Regions from separate parts of the Homo sapiens genome. Here region 1 is linked to region 2. A link is a contact called in ENCODE Hi-C data. All regions are on one chromosome and are shown on one strand. Each heading gives the region's core, a stretch centred on a gene start or an enhancer-like site at or near the end of the contact. The rest is flanking DNA. Distances are from core to core; before and after follow the strand shown.

Evidence for each region. A loop is a pair of places that touch in the nucleus more often than their neighbours do. Pooled maps may share reads with other maps.
Region 1: a loop to region 2 is called in a map with no recorded cell type, with 8 times the contacts of the local background. The contact joins two enhancer-like sites. A Hi-C loop is called at or near these places in 1 of 168 maps with a recorded cell type or tissue (sigmoid colon), 2 of 37 single-sample maps with no recorded cell type and 9 of 50 pooled maps.

The regions. Positions count from the first base shown.
Region 1 is chr7:36,111,323-36,118,310 of GRCh38, reverse strand. No RefSeq gene overlaps it. Among named protein-coding and RNA genes, the nearest start is that of EEPD1, 38 kb to the left of the region's middle. Within about 2 kb of position 2,695, at least 16 of the 41 ENCODE cell types and tissues checked have a DNase peak (open chromatin) inside an H3K27ac peak, as active enhancers do.
Region 2 is chr7:35,722,309-35,729,448 of GRCh38, reverse strand. No RefSeq gene overlaps it. Among named protein-coding and RNA genes, the nearest start is that of LINC03013, 9.4 kb to the right of the region's middle. RefSeq lists enhancers at 67-166, 617-766. Within about 2 kb of position 3,973, at least 7 of the 41 ENCODE cell types and tissues checked have a DNase peak (open chromatin) inside an H3K27ac peak, as active enhancers do.

The sequences.
Region 1 (6,988 bases), core at 1,446-3,945, 390 kb before region 2:
AATCGGGTATGAGTTAACCAAATGTGAACAGAGAAGCACTAGCTGTGGGTTGGGAGTGGGGAGCAGGCTTCTTATCTCAGTGTTCCCCAAAGAAGAAGGGGGCTAAAAAGATCCTCGGGCTTGTATGGACAGTTGCCTTTTCTCTTCTCACAACTTTTCTAGCTCCTTCCCCATACACATAGTCCCTGAATTGCTCTGGAAGAGCTAGTGGTTATGTAGAGGGCGAAAAGGTCTGAAATATTCAGAATAAAGTGCAGAAATTGAATTTCAACAATATTTGGTCCAATCAGCTATGCTTTTAAGTAAATGAAAGACTAATCGATATTTCTTTTTATTCATATTTTTAGAAATGATTGTTTCCTATTCCCATTTAGTTTTTCTCTTCTAATTTTTGCCAGAGGAGAGGTTCTCCCATTTTTAAATGGAGCATCGCTGTGAATCATGCTGCATTAAATATGAAAGTTTATGCTCATAGCAACTAATGGTGCTGGAAAATAGAAAGACAGTTTTCTATTAAAACTGCATGAGACTAACAGTGCCCATGAAGAAAGCTTTTTAAAGAAAACCAGTCCTGGTATTTGTTAGGGCCAAAATACACACAAGAGATTCCCTTGGAGTCAAGACCAGCTGAAATAGAAGCAGAGTCATAGAGCTCAGGAAGGGGAGACCTGGCAAGTCACTTAGACCTTCTGAACCACTGTTTCCTCCTCTGTAACCAGGGAGGATCAAACCAGCAGGCCTCAAATGGCCCATTCCAGCTCCATCATTTGGAGATCTAAAAATAACGTGACCACTGGAGAATACCTGCCTAATTCTCTCTCCTAATTTCCCTTCAACAGTCTTCTGCTCTGGGCTCCCTGGCTCAGTCCCCTCTGAATCTGTCATTAGAATACCCCAGCGCTCTACCAACCTCTCCCGTCTGCTCTTCCACCAATAGAGGAGAAGCCTGTGAAATGCTGAGCGATTCCGGCCACTCCCAACAGGACAGTGACACTGAAGCCTCAGCCCCCAACATCATCCATGAAAAGTGGACAACCTTCTTTCTAGGCTCTGTTTCCATTCCTAAGACTGAAACTCTTAGGAAACACTTCGTTTCAAAATTTTAATCATCAGCATTATAAAAAATCTGATCTACAGACCAATCAGTACTTCCTGTTGACAGGAAATAAAGCAGGCACCCAGTGGGTAAAGTAGTTTCCCGAAGTCACACAACTGTTAGTGACAGAGCCAGGACTAAGCCCCAGGCTTTCTTGCCAACATAGTAGTGTTTTTATTAACTAGGGAAGGAAAAGAAACTAACATTTCTGAGGAACTGGTCTGTGCCCTGAATCTCAAATGACCTGGGAAGATTGCTATCACTGACCCCATTTCACAGATGAGGACACTCAGGCTGAGAATCATGTCTTGGTTATTCTTGGTGTCAGGAGAAGTAAAATGTTCCTGCTTCCAAAGCCTTGCTTTCCCTGTCCTGTCCTGTCACTTCCCTTGCCAACGGTTGGGGTTTTTATGGAACAGCACTTGCATTTTAGCCTTTGGTTTTTAAAGCACCAACTCACTCCTCTGACTCATACTTCCTAGGTGCACCTTCTGTGGAATGCAAAGATCAATATGTCCTGTGACTGCTGAGGAGGGGCTCGCAGTCCAGTGGGGCAGGAGACCCAGGGAGCAACTGTGACCCGACTGTGACAGAGAAGCTGGTGTGAGGCAGACAGGGAGCAAGAGGATGTGCAGAGCTAACTCTGTGAGGGGATCAGGGAGGGCTTCTTGGAGGTGGTGGCAGGAGCTGAGGCACACAGGATGAGGAATCACTTATCCGGAGCAGCAGGAGAAGAGCTGGCTTTATCTGGGTGGAAAAATAAAAACTTTGGTTTAAATACAGATGTAATTTTGAGGCCCAAAACAACTAGAATAACAGAAAGACAACCAGTTCTCAGGATAATGGGCAAAAAAAGGGCTTCAGCTTCCCACATTCAACATCATTTTTATTAGAGTTATTTTAACTTATCTTTACCGCTAATGGCCCGCAGCCACCCACTTTCGAGGCAGCTTCCCGGCAACACCAGCTCTCTGATCTAATTTTACCCACAAGAAATTTGAGTTTGGAAGAACATGTGCAGAAGCTTCATTTGGTAGAAGGAGGCTAGAGGGAACCGGCACCCTGGGCCCCTGGAGAGCACACACAGCAGAGGGGCAGATGTCGGGGAGGATTTGACAGTTGCAAAACTGCCTATGGAAGGCCAAGCATCTGAGGGACAGCCTCTAGACTACCACCCATGCTGTGGTTCCCCAGCTCTGGGGAGGATGACATGAGTCTTTGGAATGTGTATTTTATTTTTGTCCTGCCTGGGTTTATAGCCCTAAAATGAGGTCTCTGCCTTCAGAGCAGAAAGGACCAGATAGTCTGATTGACCAGGGGAGGAGCCCTAGCTACTTTCCCCTGGGATGCCACTCTGTAAGTCATGCAAGGGCACCTCCAAGGAAGCCTCTCTGGGTGTCCCTTGTGATAAGCCCCATGTGTCAATGTGTCTGTGCAGAGGGAAGTGTTCACAGCTATACCAAGGGTGCACAGGGGAAGGCACCGCAAGGTTTCTTTATGACTCAGGCCTACAGAGTGGGTGGGAGAGGAGAGAGTACAGATTCCAATATGAATCAGCCATCCCTCCTAGCCTGGCAGGCCGCCAGCCTTTGCAACTCCCTTCTGATGCCAGACTATCTCCCAGCCTGTGCTCCACTGATGCCTGGAGGACTGCTCCTCAGTCATCCACTGTCAACACAAATTGATCTATAGGTTCAGTGCAATCTCAGTCAAAATCTCAGCAAAATCAGAATCTCCTGCTCTGCAAAAGACAGTAAGCGAATGAGAAGGCAAATCACAGATTGTGAGAAACTATTTGCAAAAAACATGTCTGATAAAGGACAGCTATCCAAACTAAATGGAGAACTCTTAAACTTCAACAATACAAAAACAAGCAACCCAACTGAAAAATAGGCAAAAGATCTGAATAGACACCTCACCAAAGAAAATACACAGGTGGTGATACACTTTGGATGTGTTTCTACCCAAATCTCATGTTGAAATGTAATCCCCAACGTTGGATGTAGGGCCTGGTGGGAGGTGATGGGATCCTGGGGGTGAATTTCTCATGATGGTTTAGCAGCATCCTCTTGGTACTGTCCTCGCCACAGTGAGTGAGTTCTCAGGAGCTCTGGTTGTTTAAAAGTGTGTAGCACCTTCCCCTTTTTCTCTCTTGCTCCTGCTCTAGCCGTGGGATGTGCCTGTGCCCCCTTTGCCTTCCACCATGATTCTAAGTTTCCTGAGGCCTCCCCAGAACAAACTGTTTCTTAACATATAATTCAGCAATCATGTGCCTTGATATTTACCCAAATGAGTTGAAAACTATATGCATACAAAAACATATACATAGATGTTTATTGCAGCTTTATTCGTAATTGCCAAAAATTGGAAGCAACCAAGATGTCCTTCAATAGGTGAATGGATAAACATTTTTATATAGTATCTTGATGCCATTTAGGCTATGATTTCATTTTGAGACCAATCATTCAGAGCTGTTGCTTTTTTAATTTTCCCAAATTTTATTGAGAGAAGCCAAGCAGATGCCAACATCATGCTTCCTGTACAGCCTGTACAACCATGAGCCAATTTAACCTCTTTTCTTTATAAATTACCCAGTCTCAGGTATTTCTTTACAACAATGTGAGACTGGACTAATACAGATGGCAAGTAAGCACATGTAAAGATGCTCGACATCACATGTCATCAGGAAAATGCAAATTAAAAGAACAATGAGGTACCTCTACACACCTATTAGAATGGCCAAAATGCAGAACACTGATGATAGCAAGTTCTGGTAAGGATGAGGAGCAACAGGAACTCTCCTTCATTACTGGTGGGAATGCAAAATGGTACAGCTACTTTGAAAGACAGTTTGACAGTTTTGTACAAAACTAAACGTACTCTTTCTTACCGTATGATTCAGCAATCGTGCGCCTTGATGTTTTCCCAAATGAGTTAAAAACTTATATCCATACAAAAATATACCATAGATGTTTATTGCAGCTTTATCCCTAATTGCCAAAACTTGGAAGCAAACAAGATGTCTTTCAATGGGTGAATGGATAAATGTTTCTCTATAGTATCATGGTGCCAGTTAAGTTTTGGTATCATTTTGAGACCAGTCATTCAGAGTTGTGTGTTTTTTGTTTGTTTGTTTGTTTGTTTTGTTTTAGATGGAGTCTTGCTCTGTCACCAGGCTGCAGTGCAGTGGCATGATCTCAGCTCACTGCAGCCTCCACCTCCCAGGTTCAAGTGATTCTCCTGCCTCAGCCTCCCAAGTAGCTGGGACTACAGGTGCGTGCCACCATGCCCGATTAATTTTTTGTATTTTAGTAGACATGGGGTTTCACTATGTTGGCCAGGATGGTCTCGATCTCCTGACCTCGTGATCCACCTGCCTCAGGCTCCCAAAGTGCTGGGATTACAGGCGTGAGCCAGAGTTGATTTTTTAAATTAATTTTTCCAAATTATATTAAGACTATAAACTTTTGGATCGAAAAAGTTCAATGAACCCCTAACAGAATAAACATAAAGTTCAAAAGCACACAAAACCAATCACTATATTATTTAGGAATAGATACATATATAGTAAAAACAACAAATAGCCAAGGCAAGATTAACAAATTTCAGGATAGAGAGTGCCTCTGGGGAGAAGACGGGACACTCGAAGGCTTTAACTATATTAGTAAATTCTTTTTCTCAACTGATCTAAGGAGTAAATAAGTATTTTTATTACTATTCTTTAAATTGAATATATAGGAAATATTTTTGCAGGATCATAGATATCACAATAAATAGAAAATGAATTAATGATTCATCCATTCTTCTTCTGTGTTACTTATAATAACAAAAGCCAGAAACCTGGGGGTCACCCTTGACCACACCCTCACCAACCAAATCCAGTGAATTATCATCACTTTCCACTTCTCCCTACTTCCAGTATCACACCTGGCTCAAGCCACCTTGACTCTCGCCTGAAACATTGATATATCTTTCTCTCCCTTACACTCTTGCTCTAATCCAATCTCCATACAGCAGCCAAACACATTAAACCTTATCAGTCTATCTCATCATCCCCTTTGCTATCAGAAGCAATGGAGTGACATGTAAATTGCCCAAGGCCACACAGCCAGCAAATGGCAGAGGCAGGATTCAAAATCTACTAGTGTTACTGGAGAGTTCACATGTCTTATTCACCCACTATCCTACCTTGGGTGATACTGGGAAAGGCTCAGCCACTGCTTAGCATGGGGTAACGTCTGGATAAAGGACAATTTATTTTTCCTCCAATCATCACTTCACCTCCTTTATATTCCTGACTCCTAATTTTCCTTAACTCTGACTTGAAACCATACTTTCCAAGTAATGGCTTCCTAACCTCCTTGCCCGACTACAGCAAGTCCCTGCTATTTGTCCTTCCAGCACTTTGTCTATTTCTAGTAACATCCCTCCTCCACTAGATTGTGACTTCCACGAAGGCAGGAGTCTGCTTTGTCCCCCATTGCAGTGCACATCATACACCCTTACTCACTCTGGTTCTCTCCATGTCCATTTCTCAGTGAAAGTGATAGGTCACCAACAAGACCTCTCGCCTTGCATTTCAACGTCATGCAAGCTGATCTGGGGACCCTACCTGCAGGGCTGTGTGTGAGCCCTGGTGGGATGGGGAACTGAGACCAGCCCTGGCACATGGAACCTAAGATGGCCTGTTCCATGCAAGAGACCTGGTGCCTGAGTGGGAATGAAAGAGAGTTTAGGTACCCAAGATTTCAATCTCTGGGGCCAGCGAATGAATCATAAATGAGCCCCTTCTGCCCAGTAAAAAAAATCGTATCTAGTCCACTTACTCAGCTTGGGTGGGGAGCACCTGGATATTCACCCCAGGCATGTTGGGGCCACAAGTGATACAGATCAAGGTAACCAAGCAGGGATGGAGTTGGGGTAGGGGTGGGAGGGCAGGGGCAGGCACAGCCAAGATTGTGGGACTTCCCCAGAGGCCCAGAGAAGCTTGAGCCGGCAGAGGTCTGTCTCCTCTCCTTGGCAGCATTTAGAATTTTTGTCCACAATCTTTCTGCTCTGCAACAGAGGCAGGGTGCCTTCATGCATCTCTGAATACTTAGTGTCCAGCACAGGGCATGACCAAGGGTATACGTCCAAGAAATGGGAGGTGCAGCCCACCCCCATGAGTCCTTCAGGTCTGACTCAGGAACCTCCTTGAGAAGTCTTTCTTCCCTGACATTCTCTAGCTGTATCCATGCTCCTCACCGTGGGACCCCGCAGCCTTGGTGCTCTTGGTATTGTCATTATCCGGACACCAGCCAGAAGCTGTTGGTTTTGTTTGTTTGTTTGTTTTAAGGAATGGAATATTTTAAGTGTAGATATTTTGAGCTTTTTATGAGCCAAAAGCTTTTTACAGCTTTGCAAACTAGAAATTAAAAAGCCACTGAAGCATCCTACATGTTATAATTTCTAAGAAGGTGAATATTTGTTCACTACAACCCACATAAACAAAAAGCTCTTTGAATTCTCCCTCTTTTTGTTTTTTAAGAGTAAAGCATTCTTGAGACCAAAAAGTGAGAAAACCACTGTGAATTATCCTTAGCTGTGATAGGTCTATTTCTTGCTATGACCTCGTAAGGAACCAGTTACAGACTTCCAAGTACTGTACCATGTAAGTCCCTGGCTGGGCCTAAATTTTTGGCCTTCCTAGCTCAGGAAGGTAGCTTTTGGTGACCTGAAGGATTTTCACCAAAGTTAGCTTTTTAAATTTCTTGGCTCTGTATCTATTTTTCTTGTTATTTTCTCTTTTTTCCCCTCCTCTATTCTTTTTTTATTTTTCTCTTTATTCTTTCTTTTTTCATTTTCCTTTATTCTTTTCCTTTTCTTTTTTCTTTTTCTTTATTCTCTCTCTCT
Region 2 (7,140 bases), core at 2,724-5,223:
ACACCTCCTCCACCATGCCCCAAAAAACCAAAAATGACAAAAAAAAAAAAAACTAGCTGAGATACTTTGGGTTGCCGGGCCCATCACTTTCTGCTTTTCAGTTCCTTATTCTGTAGAAGTCATGAGTTGAAATGGGAGACCTAAGTTTCCTTCAGGCTGTAAACTCTCTGAGTCTTTGATACTACTGCTGGGCAATGGTCATCTCATACTCCTGCCCTCCTCCCACTCTGCAGAGCAGATCAGGCCTGGTTCCCAAGGAACAAGACCTGCACCCACCCCAGCCCCTGGGCTGCCCTTCTGTAGCATGTCTTTCCTTGCTGTCTGCCTCTGTGCTCTCCTGCTGTACCTTTCATTCTGTGGATCAAGCCTGCTCTCAATGGCCATTTTAACCAGATTTTATCTCTGTAAAAATGGTAAGTGATAAATTTAGAACATTACATATACCATGATGCTATTTATGTGTTTTATTTTCAACTTCATGTGCTGGCCTTTTGTCTGCTTGCTCTCAGATCCATTCCAGACCATCCTCTATCTGGGCTTTGTATCCTTGGGAACTACATTTTCCAGGCTCATTTCCAGACTGGCTAAGGAGAGCCAGTGACAGACACTGGAGAATGAGAGGAGGGAAGAAGACAGGTTATGTCTCCCTTTCTCCCTGCTTCACATGGTGTCTGATAGGTTTCGTCCATGTCTCCACCTACTGTCAGATAGCCTCTTCCTCTACTGCTCCAGATTTAGCTGGAAGTGCTGCCATGGTCCCAGATTCTTCCAGTTGACCCAAGCTCCTGGGCTCTGGTAACTCTGCTTCCTCCCTCTGTCCCTCCAGCTCCAGGGTTGATAGTGGCTTCCTGCTGTTCTGTGGCCACTGAACTCCCCCACCATCTCTGTTAAATTCCCTCTGCTTGCAATGTCATATCTAGCACTGCTCTGCCTTCTGATTGCACTCTGACTAAAACACTCTGAATGTATGTGCACAATGTATATATGTGCAAAAACACAAATATATGAGTATTCATCTGAATATACATGTATGAAAGCACATAATGTATGAAGATATGTACATGTATGAAAACACACAGAAGAAGATCTAGAAGTTTACACATGAAACTGTTAAGAGTGGAGTGTGTGTCTGGGAAAGGAATGGGACTGGGCTGGTGTGGAGTTGTGAAGGAGGATCGCGGCTTTTTAAAAAGTAGCTTTATTGTGGCATCATTTACATATAAAAGACTATAGCTTTTATATGAGTTTGATTTTTTTTACAATGAACTTGTATTCACATGTTGCTTATATAATATGAAAAATAACTAGTTAAAAATATTAACAGCAGGAGTGGGCAATATATCAAGTGCTTTAGCCTAAGCTGTAATCCATGTAGGGAAAGCTCTGCAGAGATGCTGACATTCATAAATGTTACTATTTACCATGTTCCAGGCACTATGCTAGGCCTTGAAGGGCTATCAATATGGGCATGATCCCTCTCTGTGTTATCTGCAATAATTAAATACACAATTTGTGTCAACCTTTACTCATTATGAAGAAGTAAAGAGGGCAACACCAGGCCTAGTCTAGTCAGTGTAGGCTCCCTTGAGGCCATGACTCACCAGCTAACACCCAAAAGTTGAGTAAAAACAGCTTAGTTACTGGAGGGACATGCACAGGCAGTAGGGGACAGTCAAGCTGAGCTGATGCTGATTGCTTCCCTGGTTCCTGTGCTCAGGGAAGCTGTTCTAACAAGAGAGAGTTCTTTAGAAAGTGTTTCTCATTGGAACCTGGTGGGGGTGTGGGGGTCGCCAGTCTATTGGAAGTGTGTGTAAATTATGGGAGGAGTCTGTGAGGGCTGTCGCCATGCCTCCCACAGTGCTGGACCCACTGTCTGTACCCCAGGTGGCTCTCGCCTGAGAGGGGGAAGCCAGTGGCATGCATCTTGCAGTGATTGACAAGGCTGCTTGGAGGTGGCTCAAAAACTAAGGACACTCTGGAATCAACAATGATGCCAAAGGTGCTGATGTCCATCAACCCCCTCATCCTTTGATAGGAACAACTGACATTTTTCTCAGTCTTTAGTATAGTAGTGTGCAATGTTCAAGACAAGTCCTTTGTTCAGCTTCCATCCATATTTCCAGCCATAAGTTCTCCTTGAAAAGAAATGCTGAACCTTGTGGTTAAAAGGTACCCATGGCGCAGGCTTCATTCTTCCAGAGCTTGTATTTTTCCTCTTTTTTGCATAATTCAATTCAAATGTTTTTTGCTTGAGTCTTGGTTTTCCAAATTTATAGATGTTTCAGCTATGGCTGTCATCCCCTTATTTTATTATAAGTCACCAATCTCCTTATTTTATTGTAAGCCACCCATTTTTTTCATGAGATTAGGTTACTCACAAAGTAGCCCATTAATTGCAATTATAGTTTAATTACAGCATGTCCAGGTCTCTCCAGACCATATAAAATCAGGTTACATTTCCTTTTGATGTCCAAATTACAAAGGTAACAACATACTCTTAGCTTGACCTCAGTGTCCTCCAGCTATTTCTGGGCGTCTCCAATGGGGTGTGTCATTCGTGTTTATAAACCAGCTGCCATAACCGCATGGATCCACCTGGTCCTTTCTCTCCTGCTCTGGTTCCTCCAGGTCTGCTTTCTGCAGGGCCACATGGAAATCCTCAGTGTTGTCACAGCCCATCATGAAAGCAGTGCTGATTAAGCTCAAAACACAGTCCTGCCCTGTGCTGCCTGGTGGGGGTGAGGGAAAGCTGGTCCATTGGAAGTGTGTGAGATTCTGGGAGGAGTCTGTTAGGGCGGTTGCTGTGCTTCCCCCAGTGCCGGACCCACTGTCCATACCCCAGGTGACTCTCACCTAAGAAGAGGAAGCTAGTGCCATGCATCTTGTAGTGGCCTGCCAGCCCAGCCAGTCCTCAGGTTGTCAAAGCAGAGGGGGTTTTATGCACAAGCAGGGAAAATGGCCTCTCATCTCAGCACTGAGCTACACTTTGTCACCTGGGAGCTGAAGCAATGATGCTTGGAACTGAGAACCATAAAGGGTTTTTTGTGGACAGTTTCCCTGCTTTCTGGCTCTTATGCATCTAACCATTGGGGTCTAAAACCAAATCCAAAGAGCTAGGAAGGAAGAGAATCCATACCATCCTTCCAACCTCCTCCTCTTGGTTCTTAGCTCTCTCAGCAACACTTGGTTCTACTCCCCAGGTCACAAAGCAAAACTTCCCAACCATATCAACAGAGACAAACAGATACTCTTGTGTCTGTGAGAGTGTAGGTGTGCTGATGGGTGTCTACACTAACAGTCTACAATTAGGTTTGACTGGTCAAAATATATTTTATGTGCTACTTAATAGTTTTAATTCACTCTAATAACTGAAATATCTGGTTTTAAGTAGATTCTGAAGAGAAATGCTCCACATTACAGTGTCTTTCCCTAAAAGATAGAACCTACATACACATTGGCCGGGTGCGGTGGCTCACGCCTGTAATCCCAGCACTTTGGGAGGCCGAGGCGGGCAGATCACGAGGTCAGGAGATCGAGACCATCTTGACTAACACGGTGAAAACCCATCTCTACTAAAAATACAAAAAATTAGCCGGGCGTGGTGGCAGGCGCCTGTAATCCCAGCTACTCAGGAGGCTGAGGCAGGAGAATGGCATGAACCCGGGAGGCGGAGCTTGCAGTGAGCCGAGATAGCGCCACTGCAGTCCGGCCTGGGTGAAAGAGCAAGACTCCATCTCAAAAAATAAAAATAAAAATAGTAAAAATAAAAAAAAAATAAAAAAAGAACCTACATACACATTGATGTCATGTAATTCACAGGAGCTGCACAGGTGAGAACCTGTTTGTTGTGGGAAGAAGCAAGAGCTCCTCCCCACTTCCCGTGCAGGGCTGGGGTACGCAGCTGCTGTTTAAGAGCAAGGCCTGAGGTCTAGCAATGTTCTTGCCCATGTGAGGCCTGGTTTTGCCTCAAAGTAGAACTTCTGAAACAGAAAGTTTCCTTATCTCCCTGGCAGGACATGCGACAGATGTGCGGCTCGCATGTTCAGTGTCCCACTGCTCAAACCCCTAGGGGGAGCATGCAGACAGGTCGTGGGGAGCTCCGGACAACTGACATTTTTCTCAGTCTTTAGTAGAGTAGCATGCGGTGTTAAAGACGAGTCCTCGGTTCATCTTCCATCCATATTTCCAGACATAAGTTCTCCTTGAAAAGAAATGCTGAAACTTGTGGTTAAAAGGTACCCATGGAGCTCCGACCTCACAGCAGTGCCTAGGGTTGAGTATTTACAGCTCCTGAAGCCCCAGTGGGCATGTGTTACAGTGTGCTCTTTCAGTTTTGCCGTCTGCAGGCAACTTGTGTTAACCAGCTCAATTAGACCCTCTGCCGTATGACAAGGACAGAGGGCCTCTGTATCCTCAGTTCTTGCCCTAGCGTACCGGAAAGAATCGGATAACATGTAGGCTTGGAAGATCGGTGCAAGGTTTTATTGTGTGGTGGAGGTTGCTCTCAGCAAGGTGGATGGGGAGCCAGAAGGGGGATGGAGTGGGAAGGCGGTCTTCCCCTGGAGTCAGGCTGTCCAGCGGCTGGACTCTCCTCTGACTGCCCCGACCGAATTTTCTGCATCGTCTTGCCTCAATGGCCTGCTGTTGTCTGCTGGTGTCTGTCGGTGCGCTCTTCTGCTCCTCTGCTCCTCTCAACGTCCAACTGCTTGTGTCCACGCCCGCTAGGGTCTCAGGGTTTTTATGGGCACAGGATGGGGGTGTGGCAGGCCAGAGTGGTCTTGGAAAATGCAACATTTGGGCATGAAAACACGGGTGCCTGTTCTTACTTAGGTCCATGGGCACAAGCCTGAGGGTGGAGCCCTCGCCAGGAACCCCACCCTTGTCTACCCAGCACTTCCCTGGCCACCTCCTGTGTCACTTCTACTGTTTCCTGGTGAAAATAGTAACACTGAGAATGAGTTGGGGTGGAACATTGACCTCTCAAAACATTTATCATTTTCTCATGTAACAATGATGGTGTCATTTCCTGTTAGGGGCATTGGGGAATAAAAACACTTTTTAAAAAGTATAAAACATTCTCTTTGGAAATTTACAATAAAAAAAAAACACGATTCTTTAGTGAGTACTTATCCAGGCACTATTTAATTTACACTCAACATGGAGCCTATCAGTCAATCGTCATATAAGGTAGAAGCTACCATAGCTTCATTTTACGAATGAAGAAACTGAGGTGTAGACAAGTTGAGTAGCTCACTCAAGGACACAGCAGAGTCAAGATTCAGACCTGGATATCCCGATTCCGGGAGCTTTGCTCTTACCTGATGCACTCTTCCCCTCACCTTTAAGAATTTGAAGACTGTTGCCAGTCAGTTCATCAGATTCCCCTCAGTATGTATTTGAACACAGCACAATCTGTAAGTTGGTGTAAAAGCAGTCATTGACTGGCAAGAATTCTAAGGGTAATCTCATCAAATTACAATGCTCATCTTTCTGAGTAGAAATTTGGGTTTAAAGCTTTAAATTCTTAAAAAATAATACAGCCTCTAAAAAAACCCTACCACTGGTTATATTTATATCTACTTGTGTTATGATATAGAAACTTAGTTTCATAAGTAACTGCCAACATGTTTCCCAAAGTGGCTGTACCATTTTGCATTCCCACCAGCAATGAATGAGAATTCCTGTTGCTCCTCACCCTTGGCAGCATCTGGGGTTGTCATATTCTGGATTTTGGCCATTCCTATAGGTTTGTGTAGTGGTATCTCACTGTTGTTTTAATTGGCATTTTCCTGATGACATATGATGTGAAGCATCTTTTCATATGCTTATTTGCTATCTGCATATCTTCTTTGATGACATGTCTTGTCAAGATCTTTTGCCCACTGTTCAAATGAGTTGTTTTCTTATTGTTGAGTTTTAATAGTTTAAATGTAGAGAGAAATAGATGATGTTTGTTTACTAGAGTAATCAAGATATAATCATTTTAAGAGCTAGTTGATAGCAAATATAAGTTATTTGCTCTAAATTTGATAATATAGAAATCTATCTCTAATATAATAATAATAGTGAGAGACTGTATTCTTGTAGGGAAATTTTTTCTAAAAAGCGTGGTAAAGCTCTGATGATTCTATAATAGGTTCAAAGGATTGGATTTGTTAGATGTTGATGATGTTGATGGGTTGCTAGATGTTAGATCATGACTCATGATCTAACATCATCTAACACAATCTAACGTGATCATCGTCATGACTCATGATGAGAGAGAGCACAGCATAGTGGTTAAAAGTATGGATGCTGGCGTTCAAGTCCCAGTATTGACACTTATTATTTGTGTGACATTGGGCAAATTACTCAATCAGTGTGGCCTCAGTTTCCTAACCTGAGAAATAGGGAGTACAATATTACCTACCATTGTGGACTGAATGTTTGTGTCCCCCAAAATGCATATGTTGAACCCCTAACCCCCAATGTAGCTGTATTTGGATATGGATATGGTGGCTCTAAGAAAGTAATTAAGGTTGAATGAGGTGTTAAAGATGGAGCCCTGATCCCATAAATTAGTATCTTCATAAGAAGAGACACCAGAGAGCTCACTCACTCTGAGGAACACAGAGGAAAGGCCAGGTGAGCACACAGTGAGAAGGCAGCTGTCTGCCACCTACGAGGAGAGCCCTCACCAGACACCAGCTCTGCTATACCTTGGTCTTGAACTTCCAGTCTCTGGAACTGTAAGAAAATAAATGTTCGTTGTTTAAGCCACCTAGTCCATGGTGTTTTGTTATGGCAGCCCAAGCTGACTAATACCTGCCTTGCAGGGCTGTTGAAGGATGAAATGAGTCAATACACATGAAACGCTTTGCACAGTGTCTGGCACATGGGAAGCACTATATAAGTGTTAGCTGGAATTGCTGACCTCAGATCTGTAGATCTGGGGTTTGAGAATTGGTGATGTTTTGCACAAGTGTGATATACATAATTGTACTGAGTTTTGAAAAACATATTTGAATAACTAATTTTAAATTAATTAAGTGGGAAAACATTTTCATTCTAAAGTCAACCCAGTCGGATGAGAGTAAACATACCAATCTAGGTTAGGGCCAACATCTCATGCCTTCCTCCTTTCCTCCACTTCTCCTCGGT